Linked DNA regions of Homo sapiens: regions 1 and 2 are each linked to region 3. Evidence: chromatin loops called from intact Hi-C (ENCODE). Cell type or tissue: ascending aorta. All regions are shown on one strand.

The links. Peaks named below come from ENCODE experiments on the same cell type or tissue, not always from the same donor. Only the 100,000 strongest peaks of a DNase experiment are listed, where the experiment ranks them.
Region 1: it touches region 3 in a loop (3.0-fold over the local background); 25 of 110 quality-filtered maps call a loop at or near these places.
Region 2: a loop joins it to region 3, with 2.8 times the contacts of the local background. A loop is called at or near these places in 62 of 110 quality-filtered maps.

The regions. Positions count from the first base shown.
Region 1 is chr19:13,023,841-13,031,840 of GRCh38, forward strand. It overlaps NFIX (nuclear factor I X), which reads left to right. Exons shown (of 11, transcript NM_001365902.3): 2 at 1,181-1,712. Among named protein-coding and RNA genes, the nearest start is that of NFIX-AS1, 13 kb to the left of the region's middle. RefSeq lists enhancers at 1-82, 1,049-1,868. In ascending aorta, a CTCF peak has its summit at 6,308 (motif pointing left); a DNase peak (open chromatin) is centred at 6,284; H3K4me3 peaks cover 7,267 bases; H3K27ac peaks cover 8,000 bases.
Region 2 is chr19:12,991,894-12,999,893 of GRCh38, forward strand. It overlaps NFIX (nuclear factor I X), which reads left to right and starts at 3,582. Exons shown (of 11, transcript NM_001365902.3): 1 at 3,582-3,971. The coding sequence starts at 3,945. RefSeq lists a silencer at 3,529-3,688 and an enhancer at 3,863-4,451. In ascending aorta, a CTCF peak has its summit at 4,858; DNase peaks (open chromatin) are centred at 3,558, 4,328, 4,887, 5,618 and 3 weaker places; H3K4me3 peaks cover 4,949 bases; H3K27ac peaks cover 5,000 bases.
Region 3 is chr19:13,089,756-13,097,755 of GRCh38, forward strand. It overlaps NFIX (nuclear factor I X), which reads left to right. Exons shown (of 11, transcript NM_001365902.3): 10 at 544-635; 11 at 4,880-8,000. The coding sequence ends at 4,894. Among named protein-coding and RNA genes, the nearest start is that of LYL1, 9.1 kb to the right of the region's middle. RefSeq lists a silencer at 5,763-5,852 and an enhancer at 6,164-7,027. In ascending aorta, CTCF peaks have their summits at 4,229 (motif pointing left), 5,495 (motif pointing right) and 6,722 (motif pointing right); DNase peaks (open chromatin) are centred at 1,876, 3,036, 4,216, 4,646 and 7 weaker places; H3K4me3 peaks cover 3,412 bases; H3K27ac peaks cover 7,900 bases.

The DNA of each region.
Region 1 (8,000 bases), 66 kb before region 3:
GGAAGGGTTTGAGAATCCACCCAAGCCCGGCCCCTATTCCCCAGAACACCAATAATAACCCCCTTTAAAACATTTACCTTCCTCCCCTGCTCCTCCTCCTCCCCCCTCCCCCCACCCGCCCCCAACTCACAACTCTTTTGAGTCCAGAATCTCAGAATCGGGCGTTGGGCTTTGCCGGGTGCTTCAGATCAATGGTAATTATTTAATTTTTTCCAGTTTTATTTTTGTAAACAGAAATCAATTATTATTTAAACTTCAAACAAGCAAACAACCAAAAAAAAAAAAAAAAACCAAACAAAACCGAGAGAGCCCATCCTTCTGTCACCTGACTGAGTGGGAAAAAGGGTGAAGGGGTTGTGGGAGGCTGGGGAAGGGGTCGCAAGAAGACCCATGTAGCTTTTAACCCTAATGTGGCCGAGACAAGCACCTTATTTGTGCTAACAAGAAGTGTTTTGTTCATTATTACTGTGATTAACATTAGTATTGGTGTCGATAACAAAGCTGAAATCACATATTTAGGATTTAGGTCTGATTAAAAAATGTTGGGGTGGATGTTCCAACTGGATCAGGAGAAAAGAAAATGAAAACAGCCTGGGGAGAGGGAAGCCTGATCTGTTTCCTCACTCGCTTGCTCGTGGATGTCATTTTCTGTCTTCTTGGGGGCGGCCAAAAATCGACCGGTGTCGGGGACCAGAGGCGGCCCCGCACGCCCCCGCGTGTGCGTCCACGGGCGTCTGTGCAGACGGACACTGTGCCGGGGCGAGCTGACAGGAGTTCACGGCTGCGATAGAACATGGAGATGTCATGGGCGCGACAGAGCCTGGCGGGGATACCAGCAGCGTGTGTGTGTGGACGGCAACGTTGTCTGTGCGCGTGTGTGTGAGTGAGTGAGGGAGAGAGAGAGAGAATAGGTGTGTGTAGAGGCTCCCGGTGCCTCTGTCTGGCTGCTGAGGCTGAGATGGGAGCAAGTGGCTGGCGAAGCTGGTGGTGGCTTCAAACCACACTTTCGTAGAACAATCGCAAGAGAAAATTGTTGGGGGGAGGGAGGAGGAGGAGAAGGCGGTTTTCCTTGTGCCCCCCCTTCTAACGCTGCTTTTCTCCTTCTCTCTTTCCCCCTCATCCCGTCTTCCCCTCCTCCCGTCCTCCCTCGCCCCGCATGCTCCCGGCTTGCCGCCTGCAGGATGAGTTCCACCCGTTCATCGAGGCACTGCTGCCTCACGTCCGCGCTTTCTCCTACACCTGGTTCAACCTGCAGGCGCGGAAGCGCAAGTACTTCAAGAAGCATGAAAAGCGGATGTCGAAGGACGAGGAGCGGGCGGTGAAGGACGAGCTGCTGGGCGAGAAGCCCGAGATCAAGCAGAAGTGGGCATCCCGGCTGCTGGCCAAGCTGCGCAAGGACATCCGGCCCGAGTTCCGCGAGGACTTCGTGCTGACCATCACGGGCAAGAAGCCCCCCTGCTGCGTGCTCTCCAACCCCGACCAGAAGGGCAAGATCCGGCGGATTGACTGCCTGCGCCAGGCTGACAAGGTGTGGCGGCTGGACCTGGTCATGGTGATTTTGTTTAAGGGGATCCCCCTGGAAAGTACTGATGGGGAGCGGCTCTACAAGTCGCCTCAGTGCTCGAACCCCGGCCTGTGCGTCCAGCCACATCACATTGGAGTCACAATCAAAGAACTGGATCTTTATCTGGCTTACTTTGTCCACACTCCGGGTAGGTCGTTCTCAACCATTTTTCCCTCTCATTTTATTTTCCTTGCTGGCATTTGTTCTGTTTATTGTTCCTCTAATTTCCAAGCGATAACTCGCCATGGGCCTAACTGGTGTATGCCCGTCCTGCGGGGCCTGCAACACGGTTCTATGGGCCCTTTTCCTTTTTCCTGTCTTCTGTCTCCCCCGACCTGTTCTATTCTTCCTCCTCTGCCCCCTGGCCATGGTATCGACTTTGTGCATCTCCATCTTTGGAGGACTTATCTGATCAGAAAGATGCTGCAGGTCTTAGGATTGGGGACATGATGCCCCCAGAATTATCCATGATGGTGAGAGTTTGAGATGAACAACAACAGCAAACCAGTAATTGCTCTTATTAAAATGAGTCAGAAGAAGTATTGAGGGGCAGGTGCTAGTTTTACTGCAGCTTCACCTCCAGTCCCAGGAAAAACTGGGTTTGGTACAAGCGGGATGGGCAGGAGTCCGGTGGAGAGAAGGGGCATGTGAAACCCTGGGATATGAGACTGAATGAACAGAAAAGAGGAGAGAAGACAGTAGTGGGCAGATTCTGTGGCCTAAATACTCAGGCGGGAGCTGTTTTGGCTGGGATTTGGCTGTCAGTATGAAAGTAATTTGATTTCATAGAGAGTGAAAACAAGGACGAGATTCCTTGAGCTCTTTCCCTTCTCCTTATTTCAGCTAAAGTGGCAAGGCCTCAGGATGGATGCCCACAGCCCTGGCACTGGGGAGCAGAGAGGCTTTCTCGGGGCACAGGCATGGCAGGGAGCAGCGTTGCTGTGGAAGAGGTCTTAAACAAGCAAACAAACAAACCAAAAAAAAAAAAAACTCTGTAAAATCTCCTTTTCCTTTTGTGTTCCAAGTAGTTCTGCTTCTCTTCGCTTTTCCAGTTTTACCCTGCATTTTGGGTCAGGGTGGTTTAGTTCTCCTCCTCTGTTCCTTTTTTCCCTTACCCTTTCCCTTTTTATAATTTCTTTCCGCTTTTGTTTTCTTACAAATTGAAACAGAGATGGCTGGTTAATTTTTAGCCTCCACTCAGCTACGCCCAATTTACTGCCGCCTTTGAAACCTAAACGGGCGGCACTCTGTGATTAAGCAAGGCAGAAGTGTGTTTACATTATGCCCAACCAACTTGTAATGAGAGGGCTACCAAACCTTTCTCTCTCTCTCTCTCTCTCTGTGTGTGTGTGTGTGTGTGTGTGTTTCCTTTCCACCATTCCAGTATTTTTTCCCCTTCATTTTCCTTCTTCCTCTCTTTATGCGAATTTGAGAGAATGTGGCTTAACTTCAACTCTCGCAAAGGTTGTTTCTCCGCGAGTGTGTGTCTCTGTGTCTTTCTTCCTGTTCATTCACAAAAAAGAAAAGTGATTCACAATGGCTGTGGTCACCCCCTTGCCTGTTTGGGAAGTTGGGAGGAATGATATAACTGGATCCAGAAATAAAATTCGGGTTTGGGGGTGCTTTCAGCACTGCGTCAGGAATGTAATCTAGACTAGAGTGAGCCCTGAGTTTACATGTTGGAGAACTGTGGAGAGGAGAAGGTGGTATTGGAATTCTTGTCCTGAGAGGTTGCTTTGGTAACTGGTTAGAAGCAGGGGACACCACTCTCACCCCCCAAGTCTCTACCTACTTCTGTGGATCTTTCTAGGCCTGCATCCGGCCCTGTGTGACCATCGTGACCCGTCATGCAGAAGGGCCAGGTGCCAGTCATTCCCCCTCCCTTCAGCTTGAATTTTTTCTTTTGTCTTTTTTCTTTTTGGAAAACAGACTGAGAGGGAAAAAAAAGTTATCCCCTCATTCTCTGTCTATACAGCAAGCCAGATTTGGGAGGGTGTGTGCCTGGTAGTATTGGAGGTGACTGGTGGCTTGCAGAAGGCTCGGAGCCTCGAGCTTACCAGTGTGGCCATCAGATACTCCTGCACAAGGGGATTCTGCACCTTCCAATTTTAGAACCAGGGGCTCGAGAGCATCTAAGATGAAAATCAACACTCATCTTCCTCTGAGCTGGCTTCCTCCAACCCCGCTCTCTGACTGGATCCTTGTAGCTGAGTTGTTTCCCTGGCCTCTTTTATTTTAGGCCGAATTCTTGACTGCTGCCAGTGTGGGGCTAAGGTAGGATGAAAAGTATGTGAGGAAGCAGACCGTTTCCTGGCCAGAAGAAAGGCCCCACCATGCCTCCCTGCCAGCTTAAGAGATCATTCGCCCAGGAATATGAGTGAATTCATACCCCATTCCATGTAGCCGAGGCCACTTCTCTGGGCTGGGGCTGAGGCCGAGTCTCCTCTACAAAAGCAGAGTAGGGAACTAAGGGTGTATTTTATATCATTCAGGCCCCAGACTCCAGATAATTTCAGTGAAGGTAGGATTTTTCTCACTGGAATTGCTTTAGTTTGAGTGTGCCTTCCTGAAGTGAGTTGAGGCGAGTTGGCGCAGCCCGGGCCACCAGTGGGCTGCATCACTTGTTCCTCTTTGGAGTTGGGTTGGGTGGTCTTGAGATGGCACAGACCAGGCATGGCTTGCTTCCTCCTTGAGCTGGCAAGAAATAAAAACATTTCTTGCTTTGCTAGAAAATGTCTTCTGTGGCTGAGCCACCAAAGAGCATCGATCTGTGGGCACCACTTTCTCCATGCCCATGCCTGCCAGGCACACTCAGCAGAGCTGCCACTTGCTCCTTCCTTCCAGGATGATAAACTGGGGACAGGGGCCGGGATGGCACAGGCTCAGACAAGAGCTGCTTTGGACTCTGAAATAAGTGTTTTTCCTTTTCTTAAGACAGGGCTGAAGAGCCAGATCTGGGCTGAGCTGGGGGTCCTGGGTTTCATGACAGTAACGGTGATGTGGTGGTAAATGTGGGGGTGTGGCTTTGCTCCCAGGTGCCATTGTCACCCATGGCCTTCCTGAGCCCTTGTTATGTCCCAGATGAAGCTTCAAGAGATGACATGTTCGAGAGGGAATAAAGGACGTGTGTTTGGCGTTGAAACTCCACTCCCAGAATACTGGGTCCAAATACAGAATACTAGGTCCAAAAGGCTGCCATGCGGCTGGCCTTCCTGCTGGGAAGGAGTCTGTCTGTGTGTCTGTCTGTGTTTAGGAAGGGAGGTTGAGGCAGGGCAGGGTCAGAGAGCACTGCCGTGGGGAGGAGGGTATCCATTTCCTGGTGATATCCTTCCATTCAAAGCGGGTATCCCAGAACAGGTGGCCAGGGACGGGTGAGCTGGGGAGGGCCAGGAGAGAGATCTCTGCTTGTGTGAGAAAGGATGGCCGAGCTGGCCTAGAACCGCTGCTAGACTATCTCCAAAGTTTCTGCAGCACCCTGAAGGTGAACCAGTGCCTTCAGACCTTCCCTGACACCTAAGCCTTGGTCCTAGGAAAGAAAAAAAAAAATCCAAAGCTAACAAAATACTTGAGCGAATGGAACTGTCAGCGTCACCCTGTCAGATCCCTCCTGTGCGCCTGCAGCGGAATCCCCACGAAGTCCAGGTATTTGAGTGGTGGCTCTTTTCTTTATCTAAACTCTTTAATGATGGAGAGCTTCCCACATAGAAAGAACTCCTGTGTACCCACCACTAGTGCCAGCAATCGCCAGATCACGGCCAATCTCAATTCAACCATCCTCCCAACTGCCCACCCATGCTGAGTTATTTAGAAGATCCAGGCATTATAGCTTTTCATCTGTAAATGTTTTTGTGCACATCTCTAAAGATACGGACTCTTGAAAAACCAAACCACAATACCACTATTATACCCATTAAAAATTCAGCATTTTTTTTTAGTATCATCAGATACTGGTTAATGTTCACATTTCCCTAATTATCACTTAATTTTTTGTTTATAGTTTGTTTGAATCAGGATCCAGATGGGGTCAGTCCTGCATTGCGATGGGTTGATCAGTCTCAAAAGACTCATCATAATCTCTAGGTAGTCCTTCTCCTCTTCCTCTTCCTTAGTCTTGGTTTCTTTTCTGGCAGTTGTCATTGTTGTTGTCGTTGAAGGAAACAGGTTGTTTGTCCTGTGGGGTTTCCTCAGCTGGACTCTGCAGGCTGCGCTGCCCCGAGTGATTCAGTGAGTGTGGTGCTCTGAGAGCAGATTCGGCCTCCCCTCCCTCCCTACCTTCAGGTCCCGGGACAGCTGAGCTTAGCCTTACCTGTCGCAGGAAATGGGTTAGCACCTGAAGATTTGTCTAAGTGAACTTTTTCACCTGTGGGGTTGCCTTCTCAGGTATGAGAGCTTCTTGGTTTCGGCACTCTAGTTTAGGGTTTGGGGCTTTGTAGCAGGCACTAGTTTTCAGGTCTGAGGGAGGGCTGCCCATCCACGTCCTTCCTTGGCGGTGGAGGGCATTGTTCAGCTGTGTCCATACTGCCAAGACGGGGCTGGTGCCAGCGAGGTTCCCCAAGCCTTTGCTGGATGCCCAACCCGACTGTTGGCTCTGGGGTGAGTATGTGGGAGGGTCCACAGGAGCACCCGCCGCTTTCTCCAGGTCCACCCCCACCATGGACCCTGTGCCGCCTCATCCATTGCCTCCTTTTTCAAGGCCCAGAAATGCCACTGGTCTGCGTCTTTGAGGCAGCGCCATCTGGTGCCAGGGCTGACAAAGATCGCAGGGCCCTGGAACTGACGCCTAAAATTAGCAGGATCTACAGATTATCTTTTAACCCAATGTAGGGTCCCCTTTAGAACATCCCAGAAGAGGTGTCACTGTCATTCAAAGGTCAGCTTTGGTTGTAAAATTCTTCCATTCTTCCATGTCTAGCTTGTAGGATGGTTCCAGGGATTAAACCAGCTAATATGTAAAGATACCGGCACATAGCAGGACGGCAGCTGCTGTGATTGAGGACAATTGTTATGATTTAGGGAGCCCAAGGCTGACTCTCTGTCACCTTTACTTGTTGGTCTTTTTTTTCTCTTAAGGGATGACCCAGGTGAAAGCTGATTTTCCTGTAACAGGACAGCATTTGAAATACCAAAGGCAGCTCTTATGTCTCCCTTCCACCCTTCTCCCCAGGAAGCTGTCTCCTCTCCAGCCTGAATATCACCAGTCCCTAATGCCTCCCACATTTCACATGGCTCCTAGTGCCCTTGCCATTTTGGTAACCACCTCCTGGAAGCCCTCTGGTTTGTTTTGGTCCCTCTGATTCATAAAATTTCTGAAACTGGAGTGTTCAGAATTGAACACAGAAACTCCAAGCATGATCAGATCCTAGCCAGCCATGGTGGCTACATAATTTTCAGGGCCTTCCAGCTACATACTGTGCAGGGCTCAGTGCAAAATGAAAATGTGGGGCTCCTTGTTCAAAATTTTTAGGAATTACAGCACGACATCAGTTAGAGCATTTAACCAAGCGTGGGGGGCACGCAAGTTGCACACCCGTGAAGCTGGCCCTGGCCACCTTTGTTTTGGACATTCGTGTCTGTTAATACAACTTGGGGTGCTGGGTCTGGGTGATGTGGAATAATGATGGGGCTCAGGCTGGCCTCAGAGCGGGGCATGACCCCAAAGAGGAGAACAGAAATGCCCAGACCCAATCCTTATGCTTGGGCTTGGTCTTATTCTCAGACTCCTTTGACCACCTGCTCTTGTCCCTTTTGTTCATAGTGCTGTCCACCCAACCAGTCAAGAGCTCCCATTGCCTACAACATGCAGGGGGTTTCTCAGTAGAGTGCTTGCTCTGCTGGCTGAATTGGAGGCTATGACATGGGGGAAAAAAGAGTCACCTTTGTCGGAGCTTGAGCCAGCAAAGCGCCGACCGTGAACAAGCCAGAGGGGACCTAGAGGCCTGATCCCATAATTATGGGCATGGTGACCAGCCGTGCTCTATTGCTGACCCAGAGGAAACAGGGCTACTCTGCAGCAGAAGGGCTGGGGTCCAGACGTGCAGAAGGACTTCCTGAGAACTTGGTTTACTTTTTGGCGCTTCCAAAGCATGGTAGAATTCCCTTTATCCATGAAATGCACACTTAGTCAACTTACTGTGAGCAAGGTCCTGGCCTAGGGGTTCCTAGATCTCTAAGAATAAGAGAATCTTGCGTGTACCTGGCAGGCTTTGGGTAAAGGCCCGATGATATCTTCTAGAAGGCTTCCTCCCGTAGGCGTAGGCGTGAACCTGCAGTGACCCATGCTGGAGGGGAGGGAAAGCCCAAAGGGCCTTATTTGGGGGATAGCTCACAGTGGGCTGTGAATTGGGAGGCAAGGTCCTTCTTGGCCACCCTCTAGTGTTACAGAGACCTGGGATGCCAGAGGAAGAGTGGGTTAGAAGGGGTAATGAGGCCAGTGCTA
Region 2 (8,000 bases), 98 kb before region 3:
TTGAACTCCTGACCTCAAGCAATCTGCCCATTTCAGACTCCTGAAGTGCTGGGATTATAGGCATGAGCCACCGCATCCGGCCTACACTGACACTTTTTTTTTTTGAGACGGAGTCTCGCTCTGTCGCCCAGGCTGAAGTGCAGTGGCGTGATCTCGGCTCACTGCAAGCTCCGCCTCCCGGGTTCACGCCATTCTCCTGCCTCAGCCTCCCAAGTAGCTGGGATTACAGGCGCCCGCCACCATGCCTGGCTAATGTTTTGTATTTTTAGTAGAGACGGGGTTTCACCGTGTTAGCCATGATGGTCTCGATCTCCTGACCACCCGCCTCGGCCTCCCAAAGTGCTGGGATTACAGGTGTGAGCCACCGTGCCCGGCTGGTGTTTGCTTGCTTGCTTGCTTGCTTTTCTTTTTCTTTCTTTTTCTTTTCTTTCTTTCTTCCTTTCTCTTTTTCTTTTTCTTTTCTTTCTTTCTTTCCTTTCTTCCTTCCTTCCTTTCCTTCCCTCCTCTTCCTTCTTTCTTTCTTTCCTTTGTTTCTTTCTCTCTCTCTCTCTTTTTCTTTTTTTCTTTTCTTTTTTTTGAGATAGAGCCTTGCTCTGTTGCTCAGTCTGGAGTGCAGTGGTTCGATCTCGGCTCACCGCAACCTCTGCCTCCTAGGTTCAAGCAATTCTGCCTCAGCCTCCTGAGTAGCTGGGATTATAGGCGCCTGCTACCATGCCCGGCTAAATTTTATATTTTTAGTAGAGATGGGGTTTCACCATGTTGGTGAGTCTGGTCTCGAGCTCCTGACCTCAGGTGATCTGCCTGCCTCGGCCTCCCAAGGTGCTGGGATTATAGGCATGAGCCACCACGCCTGGCCATGGTCTTTATTTTCTTCCCCCACCATGTCCCCAGTGCTTGGTATAGGACCGGGCAGGCACCTTCTCTGCCTCATGACACCTTAAGTACAAAGTCAGACCCAGTCTCTGCTGCACAACATACAGATCCACACAAAAAGATTCTTGCTTTGTTTTTTAAAATTTTTATTATTTATTTATTTATTTATTTATTTATTTATTTATTTATAGATGGAGTGTCGTTCTGTCACCAGGCAGGAGTGCAGTGGCGCGATCTCAGCTCGCTGCAACTTCCGCCTCCTGAGTTCAAGTGATCTCCGGCCTCAGCCTCCCGAGTAGCTGGGACTACAGGTACACGCCACCACACCCAGCTAATTTTTGTATTTTTAGTAGAGACGGGGTTTCACCATGTTGGCCATGATGGTCTCGATCTCTTGACCTCATGATCTGCCTGCCTTGGCCTCCCAAAGTGCTGGGATTACAGGCGTGAGCTCTCCCTTTCTCTCTCTTTCGTTTTGAGACAGAGTCTTGCTCTGTTCCCCAGGCTGGAGTGCAGTGGTATGGTCTTGGCTTACTGCAGCCTCTGCCTCCCAGGTTCAAGCGATTCTCCTGCCTCAGCCTCCCTAGTAGCTGGGATTACAGGCATCCCACCACGCCCAGCTAAGTTTTTTATTTTTAGTAGAGACAGGGTTTCACCATATTGGCCAGGCTGGTCTCAAACTCCTGACCTCAGGTGATCCACCCGCTTCGGCCTCCCAAATTGCTGGGATTATAGGTATGAGCCACCACGCCCAGCCAGACTCTTGCACCTATCATGACCTGCATTTCTTCAGTGTCCCCGGAAGACACCAGACCCATCTAGACACCCACAGACACACTGCCTGCCACACAGCCTAATACAGTATTGTGACAAGGAGCATATCGTTTCTGGGACATTTACACACATACTCACGTACACATGCATACTTTTGTGCCTGCTTGCAAGAGCCCAATGGGCACAGCCAACCCTGTGTGCGTGCGCACCCCCCGCCCTGGGCACTGACACCCCCTTTAACAGACAATGCATAGCTGAGAATTGCCACAGCTTTTTGGCCCAAGAGAGCAAGAAGGTGCTGGTTGCACCTGGCAGCAGGCGGGTGTTTTGTCTCAGCAGGAGCTGCCTGGGGGCTGTAGGCACTGCCTCCCCACCCACCCTGAGGGTTACCAGAGGGCTTCCTCTCCCCTTGCTCCAGGGTCCCCAGCACTACCTCTCCCCCCAGGCCTTTATGTTCTGAAAATGAGGAGTCAGGGCCCGCAAGAGGGGCTGGAACCTCACCAAAGTGTGTGTGTGTGTGTGTACATGTACGGAGGCCCTGATGCCCAATTCTGTCCCTGACAGCTGAGCTGTGGGTCTCCTGCTATATTTGCCTATGTCGATGATCAGGGCCACATTACAAGTGTGTTGGGGGGGGGGCACGTAAGGGACATGGGTGTATGTGTGTGATCCCTGTGTGCATGGCTAGATGATTCTCCCAGGGGGGTTGTCAGCCGCCTGGGCATCAGTTGGTCAGTGTGTCCAAGGCCTGTGGGTACATCTGGGCAACCCAGTGTGTGTGTGTGTGTGTGTGTCTGTGTGTTGTGTTGTGACAGCCAGTGTTGCTTTGTATCTGTGACGCTGTGTATCTCTTTGTATTGGGGTCCTTTGCATTCACTTCCAGGTGTTTGGTGTGTGTTTATGTGACATTGTGTATCTTCCCTTCATTAGTGTCATCTTATTTATTTAGTTATTTTTTTTCAGACAGGGTCTTGCTCTGTCACCCAGGTTGGAGTGCAATGGCACTATCATGGCTCACTGCACCCTTGACCTCCCCGGGCTCAAGGGATCCCCCCACTTCAGCCTCCTAAGTAGCTGGGACCACAGGCATCCACCACCACACCCAGCTAATTTTTGTATTTTTGGTAGAGAGGGGTTTTGCCATGTTGTCCAGGCTGGTCTTGAACTCCTGAGCTCAAGCAATCCACTGGCCTCGGCCTCTCAATCATCAGTGTCATTCTGTACATCGGGGTGTACTGCCACAACTGCCAGTGTGTTCTGGCACTGCGATGTGTGTGTGTTGTGTATGTGTCTGCGTGTAGGAATTGTGTGTCTGGAAGGTGTCAGCGTGTGGCTGTGTGATCTTGCATGTGTCTGTGTTCTGCAGGAACATGCGTCAGTGTGTGTGCATCAGTGTGCATCTCTATGTGTCATGCACTGGTGTGTCTTCGTGTATATCAGTGTGTGTCTACGTGACGCCTGCTTTGGTGTATGTCTATACGCGGTTCCTTGTTGTGTGCCTGGATACCATGGTGGGACGGTGCATGTCAGAGCGTGGGTCGTGGGTGTTTTCCCAGACTGCTGTGTGTGTGTGCCCGTGTGTAGGGGTTGTGTGTCTGTGCCTTGTGTGCACTGGTGTCCGAGTGTGCTTTGTGTTCGAAGGCGGAACGTGTGGCCAGGCGTTCTGGACGTGACATGTGTGGCGGGGTCCGAGTCCCGCTGCGTGTCAGCGTGTGTCTGCGCTGGAACGCGGGCCAGCACGTGTCAGGGCGGCCGCGTCGGTGTGCGCCCCCGCGCGCGCGTGTGCGTGTGTTCGTGTGTGTGTGTGCATGTGTGTGCTTGTGTGTGTGCGCCGGCCGCCGCTCCCCCGCCCTGCCCGCCCCTCCCCGCGCCCCTCCTCCCGCCCGCGCCGCCCGCCCGCTCCCTCTCCCCGGAGTGCGCCGCTTCCAAACTTTGTCTAAACTTTCACTTTCACAGCGCGGCGGCTGCGGCGGCGGCGGCGGCGGGCGAGGGTGACCGGCCGAGCGGCGGCGGCATGGAGTAGACGCGCGGCGGCAGCGGCGGCGGCGGCGGACGCGAGAGGCAGCGGCGAGCGCGGCGGCGGCGGCGGCAGCGGCGGCCCCGGAGCCGGCGGGGCCGAGCTTGCGAGCGGCGAGCGCGGAGCGGCGCCGGGCCGAGCGCGGGGCCGCGGGCCGGGCGGGCGCAGCGCGGCGGAGGCCGGAGGAGCCGAGCCGGAGCCCGAGCCCGAGCGCGGCCGCCGCCTGCCGGGCCTCCCCTCGCCGCGGCCGGCCGCCGCGCTCCCGCCCGGGCGCCCAGCTATGTACTCCCCGTACTGCCTCACCCAGGTACCGGCCGCCGCCCCCGCGCGACCGGGGGAGGGGAGCGGGCGCGGGAGGCCGGCCGGCGGCGCGGGCGGAGGGGACGCGCGGCGGCCGGGAAGGGGGGGCCGAGAGCCCGCGGGCCGCCGAGGGGTGCAGGCTGTGCCGCGGGGAGCCCAGGCACGCGTGCGGGCGTCACCGTGCGCGTGCGACCCTGGCCACCGGGCGGACTCCTTTTGGGGGTTCCGGGGGTGGCCAGCTGCGTCGTGGCGCTGCCCGTGGAGCGCAGGCGGGAGTGCGTGTACGTGTGTGTGTGTGTGTGTGTGTGTGTGTGCGCGCTCGACTGGGGTGCGATGGGCAGCGGGACTCCGGCTGACCTGTGGGCTACTGTAGCGCGCACCCGGGCAGCGTGGTCGCTGGCAGTGTTTGCGGGGTTGACAGAGTGGCAAGAGGGTGGTCCCGAGGGCGCAGAGGGGACACTGGGTCCCGCGACGCTTCCTGGGGAGGGCGCAGCGGTTCCCGAGGGTGGCAGTGGCCGGCGTGCGTGGCGGCGGCCCTTGCGTGCGGCCGGGGTGCCTGGGGTGGGCCGAGCGGCCCGGGCGTCTCCCCAAAGTCTTTGTTTAGGCCTCACATGGGAGCGGGGCTAAGAAAATGGCGGGGCTCCCAAATTTCGGAGGGGCAGGGGAGGGGAGAGGGGGGCGGGCGCGCTGCCAGCGGTGGCCGCGCCTCTCCGACCCCGGACGTCGCAGCCTCTGCCCCCCCACCCCCAAACTTTCCTCGGCGCAAACTTTCTGGCCCCAGCGACCCGGGCTGCTGCGGAGTGGACCCGGCAGGCCTGGGGAATCCCGTCCCGTCGCCTGGAGGCGGGAGGGGCGGGAGGCAGCCGTGGACACAGCCGACAGTGCTGCGGCCACACCGTCGGGTCAGCCTCGGGCACAACAGCGCCGACCTTGGCGCGTTGCTAGAGCGCGTCCCGCCTGCAGCGAAGTTCCCTGCGCGGCGCACGGCTGCGGCAAAAGCTTCGAGGATGCCTGTCGGGCCACCCAACTCTCCCTGGGCTGTGGCCTGAGGCTCTAAGAGGGCACAGAAGCTGCCCAGAGTCCCACAGTGGCCCTGACAGCGTTGCCTGCAGGGCCAAGCCACAGCTGGTAACAGTCTCCGAAGAGGGGACATCTAGGGGCTGCTTAGCCCTGCTGCCAGCCAGGCCTGCATGTGGGGGTTCTCTAGGCCAGGCCCTAATTGTCCCCTCTGCCCAGCCTGATCCTTGTCAGCCATGTGCCAAGTGTGTCCACAGCTTACAGTGGCAGTCCACATGGGTATGGCTCCTACTTTGTCTGGGTCCTACCGGGAGTGTGCAGTGGTGTCAAGGGGCGAGGGGTTTGTCGGGGTGTGTGTCAGCTGTGGCTACACCACACTCCTGTATGCACAGGTGAGAGTGTATGCAAGTGTGAATCAATCTAGAGTCTGTGTGTAGCCCCTGTGGGCCGGCCATGGGCAGGCCTGCGTGGCATGGCCGTGTGTGTGGCCCAGGGAGCGGGTTTTCCTGTAGAAAGCAGGCCCAAGTACGTGTTGGCGAGGGCGCACCGGCATGCATACATGTTGCAGTGTGCATGCAGGTGTGAGCAGGCACCCTGAGCACCATGGCAGTGTGGGGAACCCCCACATCTGCACCTCCAGTTCCACGGCCACTCCATGTTGGGCGCCCCTCACAACAACTGCCTACCCAGCGGTGTCTGAGCTGGGCCTCTTTGGTGCTACACTTGGCTGGGCTGTGTGGCCGATGTTTGGGGCCTAGTGGAACCAAGACCCCACGCTCAAGCAGCCCCTTGCCCACCAGGCTGCCAGCCCGGCCTCCCATGCCAAGCACGCCAGACATCTGAGCCTGCTCCCCCATGGCTTGGGTGAGACACCAGCCCCTCAGATTTCACAGCACCCTGGGAGAGAAAATGCCTGTGGATACGCCGGTGACATGGCTAGGAAGGGGCTGGGGCGGCTGCGAGACCCAGGGCGATGGCCGGTGCTTGGCTCTGTGTGATTGTAGGCCCAGGTTACGACAGTTCCAGTGTGCCAGGATGGCTGGAGAGGGGAGTGGGCATGGTGTCTCCAGGCTGCCAGCCCTTCATGGTGGGCAGGGAAACCCTTCAGCTCTGGGCAGGTGGCTGCTGTCGGCTGGTCAGTGGGGTCTGGCCTGCCCCTCCCTAACAATCACATCTCTGTTTTTACAAATCTTTCTGCTTCCATGGTTTGCCCCGCTGGTCTCTGTTTTTATGACAACCTCTTTCCTTTGCTGTCTTTTTCTCGGTCTGTTTTTATCGGTCTCTGGTGTATTCTGCCCTTTTCCATCTCTCTTTCTCCATCTCTGTCCTTTTGTATGTCTCTGACTGTCTCTGTCTCTGATTCCAGTTTTGGCCCCATCTCTGCTCCCCCCTCCACTGGCGTCTCGGACTCTCTCTCTCTCTGTCTCTCTGGCCTGCCTCTCTCTCTTTCCCTCTCTCTCTCTCCCTTTTCTTTTTTTCAAACCAGAATTGGCTTCGATTTTAAAGTCAATAAATGATTGAGCAGGAACGAGCTTGGAGCAGCGGGGCCCTGGCGGGGAAAGGTACTGTGGGCGAGGGGGAAGGGCGGGGGGAAAAATCTCCTTCTAGAAAAAGCATCGAAATTCAGGGCGGCCGGGTGGGGCGGTTCCTGGAGCTGCTGGAGTCCATTGTAGCCACAGTCCTGAGTCTCAGGCGGAGAGAGGGGTGGGGGGTGGATGGATGGACCCCCATCCCCATCCCAACCCTGCCAAGAAACAGAGACACAACCAGGATGTGAACTCACGTACACCACCATCACCGCCAAGATGGGGATGTAAGTGTCCTGTTCACACCGATGTCCAGACCCACGACCATCGACGAGCCTACAGACCTACGGACACAGGAAACCGACGACTTGTGTTCACACTGTCACACACACCCATTAACACACACGCACCTCTTGAAATGGGACACGTATATTGGTGTAGGCTTAGCGACACAGCAGTACCTCTTTGACGCACGTATGGACACAGGAAACTGTGGACTTGTGTTCACAACCACCCCCAGCGCACACATAAACACTCACAAACCCCTCGAGATGATACAGATAGCGACGAAGGCACATGGAGACCACGACACCTCCCAGACTCATGGAGCCCTGAGCACATGCTTGGATACAGGTAGACACAAATGTGTGTTCACCCCCACACATGCTCACATGGACCCAAGGACGGACAGGCGGATGGATGGATACACATCTTTACACAGAGACATAATGCAGTTGGCTCGCTCAGGTGTGTACACAAATAACTTTTCTTTTTCTATTTTTTTTTTTTTTGAGACGGAGCCTTGCTCTGTCGCCCAGGTTGGAGTGCAGTGGCGTGATCTCGGCTCACTGTAACCTCTGCCTCCCGGGTTCAAGCAATTCTCTGCCTCAGCTTCCCGAGTAGCTGGGATTACAGGTGCCCGCCACCACGCCCGGGTAATTTCTGTATTTTTTAGTGAAGATGGGGTTTCACCATCTTGGCCCGGCTGGTCTTGAACTTCTGACCTCGTGATCCACCTGCCTCGGCCTCCCAAAGTGCTGGGATTACAGGCATGAGCCACTGCACCCGGCCACAAATACCTTTTCAAACACACACACACACACACACACACACACAAATATGCACCAATGCGTGCTTCCCCCTCCTTGCCACAGGGATAAAAAGGCAAACATGCCGACATTTGCTGACACACACAAAGACATACATGGCCGCACACACGGATACACCCGCTCTCAGACACGCAGCGACCTACGCCCATTTTCCTGGCCATACAAGCAGCCGAACGTTCCTGTACTTCTGTATCTGCATAGCTCCCCCAACACTCCTTCCATGGGAGGGGGATGGCTGGGGCTTCCCTGATGCCCCCTTCCCCCAGCTTTCTCTCTGGGTCACTCTGGCCACCCCTCTGTCCCTGCGAAGCTATAGCTCTCTGTCCCTGCTCCGGCCTGGTGCCCTGTTTTCATGGCACTTGGCATTTTCTCTCCGGCTCTGGC
Region 3 (8,000 bases):
ACCCAGGTTGGAGAGGTAGCCTGGCTGGGAAGGCCTTCCCGAAGCAGGGTGGGGCCGGACTGCCAAAGCCTCCACCCTCCCCTGGCCCCCTCTCTTCAGTACCTGAGAGGGGCCAGTGGGAAAGCAGGGTTATCCACTGAGGGTACCTGGGGACCAGGGCTATCCCCAGCCCTGCCCAGTGCCTCACTAGCGGGTGGAACTGGGTCCAGGAGACTTGTCTCAGCCTCCAGGGCCTCTCCCTCATCCCAGCTGTGAAAAAGGATGCCTGGCTGAGACTGTGGCTTCTGAGTGGGTGTGTGTCGGGGGTGTAGTGTGTGTTCCTGGTCAGTGAGAGGATGAGGGTGTCCCTCTGTAGTGGGGGGCAGGCTCGGAGCCTGGCCTTCAGCTCAGATGCCCCTCTGGCCCATCCTTCCCACTGCCAGCCTAAACTCGGGCAGCATGGTCTAACTCAGTCTCTCCCTCTCTCAGCAGCCCCGAGGGGCAGTGCCCAGGTGGGCCCCAAGGCCTGACAGGGTCTCTCCCTCTCTCCCCTGCTCCCCACAGCATTCGCAACGACAGGCGCCTCCTCTGCCAACCGGTTTGTCAGCATCGGACCCCGGGACGGCAACTTTCTGAACATCCCACAGCAGTCTCAGGTAGGAGACCCTGCCCACCACCTGGATGCAGGGACCAGGGGAGTAGTCAGGGTTGGGGGGCATCTTGGTGTTAGGGAAGAGCCTGGAGTCCTTGGGGCTAACAGGGAGAGAGAGGTCTGAGGTGGGGCTGGAGGGCCCAGGCTTTTGCACGCCCAGCTGAGCCTGTCTCCCCAGGCAGCCCCCAGGCTCCCTGGCTAATCAGCTAATTGGATAATTAGCTCTGACAGCCCTGGCCCTGGGGAAGGCGGCCAAGGACCCAAGTCTAGAGGCCCTCTGGGCCAGGCCTGGTAGAAGCAAAGATGGAAGCCTGAGGCCCATCGGGAGGAGAATAGAGTCTGCCTCACTGCTTTCACCTGCCCCGACTGGAAGCCCCGGCCCCTAGCCCTCCCCTTTCCCCTGGCGTTGGGTGGGCTGGGTGACGGGTGGAGGAGGGACAGAGGGCCTGGTGGGCTGCGTGCCCAGAACTGGCACTGAGGGCAGGGCAGGGCAGGCCGCCACCCTAGAGGCCCCTCACCCAAGTCTCCAGGAGTCCTGTTAGGGAGAAGGCCAGCATGCTGGAGACCTCATCCTTGCTCCTATCCCCTGCTGACACCACCCTTAGTTCTCACCAGGAGACAGATCCCCGTCACAAGCAGGGCATAAGACTACTCTTAGCCCTCCAGGTGGAGACCCCAGAGGCCAGTGCCCACAGAGCCCAGTGCCCTTGGGGGCACAGGGAAGACCCATCTCAGGAGGAGGACAGAGGCAGCTTTAGGGGGCCTGAGGCTTTTACCACCCAGGGTTTTGAAAAAGAACATGCAAAGATCTTTCTTTTGCACATTTTACAAAAACACCACCTTGGAGGTGTCCTCAGCCCGGGGAAATCCACCTCTCTCAAGAGCCCCTGGGGCCACCTCTCATCTCCTGCTCTGCCTCTGTTCTGGGGCCTGAGTCCAGAGAAAGTTGGTGGATGGAAGTTGTGTGTGTGGTTTGAGATTGTTTTTTTTTTTTTCTTTTCCTTTCCTTCCCTCAAAAAAAAAAAAAAAAAAAAGCCAAAAAACTTTGTCAAACTTCAAACTTCAGAGCTCCCTAGTGGCAAGGAGGGGAGGGGAAGAGAACTTCAACCCCCTCCAGCTTCCCACCCCCTTTCCCCAGAGTCACGTCTGACCCGTCTGGTTTCCAGGAGCAACCAGACATGATGTAACACCCAGATGAACTTGAACTTGGGGGTGCTGAGAAGAAAAACAATGGCTCCGAGCAGGGGCTGGAGCCAGCCCCCTCTGCTCTGTGCCAGGGAGGCCGAGAGAGCCCTGCTGGCAGAGGCGGGAGGGGGTGCGAGAGGAAGGGACAGCAGGCGGGCCTCCCCTCCCAGCTCTGGGCTGGCACCAGGCTTCAGGGTTCCATCGCTCCCTCCCTCCTGCTGCCTGCCTGGGCTGCTCACAGCTCTGCGGTCGTGCGCTCCGAGGACCACTGCCACGAGCCGTCCCTGCTAACCCTGTTTCCGCTGCCTCCTTTACTTTCTTTGCTCACTTTGCTTGGACGTTTGGGGGCCAAGTCAGAGTTTAGGGAAAGTTTGTCTCCCCCCATGTTCCCTGTGTCTTAGGCTCCAGGAGGTAGGAGGAAGGAGTCCCAGCGGGGGTCCAGGGCCCCTGAGCAGGCAGGTGTGTCTGGGAGTGGTTGGGGGAGCGGAAGCTGGACAAGCGGAGCTGGAGCCCTCGGGCCTGGGGGCAGGCAGGCGGCTGCAACGGGCGGGCGCAGGGGGTACAGCCGGGGGTGGTTTCCACAGTAACCAGTGACTTTAGCTGATCTCTGGAGCACCAGATGGAGAGAGAACAATAGAATGAGGGAAGAAAAGAGAATTTTAGCAATTTTGTCATTCCCTGGGCAGCGCTTTTTACTTAGTTTTAATCAATTTTGGACCTGGCTCAGGAAGTAGGGAGGGGTGAGCAGAGAAAGCCACTCTGTGCTTGGCAGCAGATCCCCCATTTCTGGGACCTGTGGGGAGGTGCCGGGGAGCCCCCTTGGGGCAGCCTTTGTCCCTAACTCCAGACCTGGAACCAGAGTCTTCCTTCCCTGAGGAGGACCCCCCAGTCTGAGCATTGGCAGTTGTCCCCAACTGTACAGCTCAGGAGACCCCAAAGGGGCCAGTGTGAGGCCCTGGCATGATCTGCCAGGAGCAGATAGGGCAGGTGGGGCCCTCCCTGTCCTATTGTCCACAAGCCTCATTTGCCTGGTGAGGAGAGGGGTGGGCTTACCACCAGAGTCAGCCTCCCCCTCAACCTCGGGGCAATGGCACAGGGTTCCTGTATAGTCTCCCCTTGGGAAGGGGGTCCCAGGGAACAGGCCCAAGCCTGTGGCAGGTGGGGGTCACCCAGCCCAGGCGCTTCCCACCCCCGGGCCTGGGCCAGAAGCCCAGGAGCTGGCTGCGGGCCGGTTCTCCCCCACCCACTCTGGGGATGCCTCAGGCCTGGGTTTCCGCCTTAGCCTCGCCAGGCCCCAATGAGCCTCTGTTTGGCCTGTAGTCAATTGACCGGTTGGACTTGGGGCAGGTGCTCGAGGAGCCCCACTGAGGGAGGGCAGGTCTCTTGTGCGTACTGTCCAGCACATACAGGAAATTTAGCATTTCTGCCCACCCAGCAGCGCCTGCTCATTGTGGCAATCCCAAACCGCCACATTTCCAGATGCTCTTGATCTGCACTGTCCATTGTGGTAGCCACGGGCCACGTGTGGCTGTTTACATTTAAATTATTAACTAAAGAAAAATTTAGTTCCTCAGTTACAGTAGCCACATTTCAAGTGCTTAGAAACCACTTGTGGCTAGTGGCTACTGCAATGGAAATGAGAACATTTCCATTGTCACAGAAAGTGCTAGATGATCTCCAAGGCCCTTTCTGAAACTCAGTGTCCCTATCCTCAGTCCCAAACCAGAGCCTGAGAGCAGGTCTGGCCTGCAGGCAGAATGTTTGACCAAAGCAATGTTTTAAATATTGGAAATTTTCACACGAAATTCTGTTTGGGCTTCTGGCTTCTTTTGAAAAGTTGGCAGATGAGCTGCCCTGGGCCCTCACCCTGACCCTAGGCAGGGCACAGGCATTCTGGCCACCACAGACCCTGCTTCCTCGTGCTCGCAGCACAGGCAGCAGTTAGGAGCACAGCCTGCACTGCCCCTTACATTTGAACCCTGGCTCTGTTGCCCGAGGGCTGTGTGGCCTCAGGCAGGTCACGTACCCCCTCTGTGCCTAGCTTCCTGGTGGGGTCAGGGCAGGGGTGGAGTGAACCAGGACCTGGTATGTGCTCTGTAGTTGGCTCCGCCTGGCCCCTGCAGACCAGAGTCTGTGACAGCCTGGGAGAGGTCCCAAGATGCATTTTCAGGGACCCTCATTTTGCCCCAACGGTACTACCAGGTGCACCCAGGCCCAGTAGACCACAGTAGACCCTGACCCACCACTTTGCCAGGAGGTGGGGCTGGAGCCTTGGATGGAGGGCGTAGCCAAGCAGCCCAGACCCTTGGGGTCTGCCCTGGGTGTGCTCTGAGCTGAGCCACCAGACACAGGCAGACAAGACAAGGCCCTGTCTGTGGGAAGGCAGCGCCCCCTGCTGGCGATATGAAGGAAATGACGCTCACCCCAGGGAGCCTCAAGTCCTTCCTCAATGTCTGGTGCCCTGAGGGTAGAGGATCCAGCACCATGGGCTACGTGGCCCCTCCCCCAGGCCTGGCGCTACTAGGGACTGAAGCTGTGTGGTTCCCCTGCCCCCAGTCTTTCAGCCTGTGGGACCTTGGCTGGGGTATATAGATGGGAATTTCTGCTTTTAATCCAAAGAGACAGAAAGAAAACTCAGCAAGAAGCTGGGCCACCCCCAACCCATTCCTAAAACCCCTCTGGGTACAAAAGCCCCAGCCTGGCATCTTCCCCACCCTCCAGGACCCACACAAAAACCTAAACAATTGGAAACATGGCCAGATCTCAGGCCTGTGCCAGCGCCAGCCATGGGGGTCCCACCCGCTGGGCACAGTGCCCACGGGAAGGCCAGCTGGACTCTAGCACTAGGGGCAGAGTCTCTGAGGGGGCGGGGTTCTCGCAGGAGGGAGGGAGAGAATGGGGATGCCCTTTCTTCTCCATGGGAACAAGGTGGGTGGTGGCTGCCCGGCACCCTGGCTCTTTGGGAGCTGGACCCTTGAGGGGCCAGGTCACTGGGCCAGGTAGGAGTGAGATGGGACCTGCCCCAGCTGTTCTCAGTATCGCCTCTTTTTCATCCTGTTTCAGTCCTGGTTCCTCTGATAAGATCGACAAAAGAAACAACAAAATGAGAAGAAGAGGTTCCTCGAAAGGGGGGAGAAGAAATTTTGAGAATGGAAAAATCCCCCAGCCCAGCCCAGCCCCACCGAAAAGCAAAAATTACACGTCGTCAGCCACTCAGCCCTTCTCTCCTCCAGCCCGGGGACCCCCGCGGGCCCCAGAAGCAGCCCAGTTCTCAGAGAGCCCTTGGAAGGGGTCTCGGTGGAGCTGTGCACCAGCAGCCAAGCAGAAAGAAACACGCGACATGGACTCTGTCAAGTAGAGGACAGAAAGCAAGAAAGGATGCAGAACTGCCTTCCTCCCCCTGACCCCGCCCCGGCCTTCTGGGGAAGGAACAAAGTCCCCAAACAAAGCAACCAGCACAATTCTGAAGGGGCCTGGCCTCCACCCTCACCCCTTCCTAGGGGAACCCCACCCTCCACACAGCCGGAGCTGCCCTAGGGAGCCTGGAGGGCCAGCTTGTAAAGATGATGGGGTTTAGATCCCTCAGGCTCTCCCCTCCAGACTCCGCCCTTCCCTCCCTCCCTCCCTCCCTCCCTCTCTGCCAAGGCTCCAGCTTCTTCCCCCAGCTGCTCCCGACCAGGAGGGGGAGAGCAGCCTCCACTTACCCCACCCCACCCTTGGGCTAAAAGCCCCCAGGCGGGCAGGGGGTGACCCCTGGAGCTAGTTGCGTGTCCCAGAATGGAGGGTGTTCTGACACCCCACCCTGAGCCGCAAGAGCAGTCCTGGGGCCCTGGACCCCTCTGTACAGTCCGTAGGAAAAAGTCGGAATGCTCTCGACGGCCTCGTCCCAGCCTGGGACAGGCCCCCTTTCCCCTCTCTCTGCAGGCCAGGAGGGCCTCCTTCCTGCCACGAGGGAGGGGAGTCGGGCCCCAGGTCGCCCCCGCCCCCAGCCCTGCATGCAGGTGCCCTCGCTCCGCCCCATCAGTTCCTGCCCCTGCCCCTCATGCAGACTGCCCTGCTGGGGCCGGGCCGGAGGGTGGAGCAGAAAGGGGACCCCGGAGCCGAGCGAGGAGGACCAGGCAGCCGCCGCTGCCGCGCTAAGCCACCACCTGCGCTTAGGTAGGCGTCCTGCTCGCCGACTTTCAGTTCCTTGGGAGGGTGTTGGGTGTCGTCCTTTTCAAAAGTGTTTTGGAGCTTTCTGTGCCCCCCGACTTTCCCCCGCCTCCCCGCCCCCCACGTGGCCACTTTTCTCTGGATTTTAGCTGTAATGTCTTTACTCTTTATTTAGGGGTGGGGCATTCATTGTTTGGGTCTTTTGCTGTTGGAATGGGAACTCCTCCTCCATTTGAGCAACTTGGGAACAATTTGGTAACACACCACAGGAAGTAGCTCTCCCCCCCAGCCCCCTCCTCCCTCAAGGGAGGGTTGGGGGGCCTGTCCAGAGGGTCTTCAGAAGCCCCCCTGGGAGGGAGGGGAGGATGAGCACGCCCAGCTCCCCTCCAGGGTGTGACTTGGCCCCTCTGGCTTGTCTTTCTGTGCCTTACTCCTCCTCCTGCGTCTCCCGTTCCTGGCCCCTTCTTGAGTCCTTGTGCCTCTCTCTTTCTCTCTCTTTCTTAATTGTATGAAAACACAAAGCACAGGTCAGGATCCTCTGAGAGAAAATCAACATTGCACCACGTAGGGGTGGGCTATGGGCTGTATTTATTGTGAATCTAGTTTGTGAGGCTGTGGCCCCGAGCTGGCGGAGGGAGGGAAGAGGAGGGAGTGACGGGAGGGGAGGAGGTCAGCGACCTGGGGCCGTAGCGGCAGGCGAACGGTGCCTGCTACCCAGCTGGAAGCCACAAGGTGGCTGGCTCCAGGGGCGGCTTTTGTTGGAAGTTGAGTGAAGCCCTCCCCCTGTCCTCAGCGTGCAGCCCTAGAGGACCCCAGGGCTGAGGGGCAGTGGATCCTGCGGGAGTCTCCCGGGGCGTGGGGAGTAAGGCCCCGGGGGTGGGGGGCCGGGTGGGCCGGGCGTGACGCGCGGTCAAAGTGCAATGATTTTTCAGTTCGGTTGGCTAAACAGGGTCAGAGCTGAGAGCGAAGCAGAAGGGGCTCCCTGTCCGGCCCACGTGCCCTTTCCCTCGACGACAGTCGAGGGCTCGGGCTCTGTGGGACTGTGGGAGCTAGGGTCTGCGGGGCGCCTGCCCGGGCGAGGTCGGAAGCTGCAGGCCAGCTGGGCCCGGGCCGGAGCGTGCCCGGCGGGGCTGCCCGGGCGGGCAGGGGGTGGGGGCTGCTCCTTTCCCAAGTGGTGTTGTGAGGGGCAATGAGGGCAACAGGAGATGTGGGGACGTGTTAGGAGAGAAAAAAAAAAAAACAAAAATATATATGGGGGAAATTAACTTTTTTTTTTCATTGAACCAAGTGCAATGCATCAGAGAGTTTTCCTATCTTTGTATGTTAAGAGATTAAGAAAAAAAAATTCTATTTTTGTTGTAATGTCCTCGCGGCTCTGGGGACGCTAAAAGAACCGGGCCTGCCCCGCCCTGCGCGGGGATAACGAAAGCTGAGTGTTTTTCCCTTTTTTTTGTTCGTTTTTAGTTTTTTTTTTTTTAAGTCGTTTTCCTGCGTTGACGAGGATGATCTGGGGTTTTTATTTGTTTCGTCGTTCGTTCTGTTTCGGTGGGAGGGCTGAAGGAAACGTTCACATTTTAGAGTTTAAAAAAAACACCTCGACATTTAAAAAATCAACCAACACAAGATCAAAAAGGAAAAGGACGAGAGAAAAATTATTTTTAAGATAATTAAACATAAAACCCTGGTGCTTCTTACATTATAAAGTACGTTTTAAAGAACCCACAAACTATTATACATAAGTTTATGAATCAATTAAATATCCTGCACTTGTTAGGAATACGCATATCCCTTCTTTGTTGAGTTTAACGGAACGGGACAGCGGCGTGCCCCCGGCGGCTGGACTGCTCCGGCCGCGGGTCTCCCCGGGCGCCCCTCCCTGGGGCCCAGCACCCCTCCTCGCCCCATCCCCGTCCGGGTACGGGGGCGCGGCAGGGGTCCCCGGCCCCTCCCCCGCAGAGGTCAATGCCAACGAACAAACGTCCCCTCCCTCCCTCCCTCTCCGCCCCGAGCGCCCTTCTTTGAGCCAGACGCC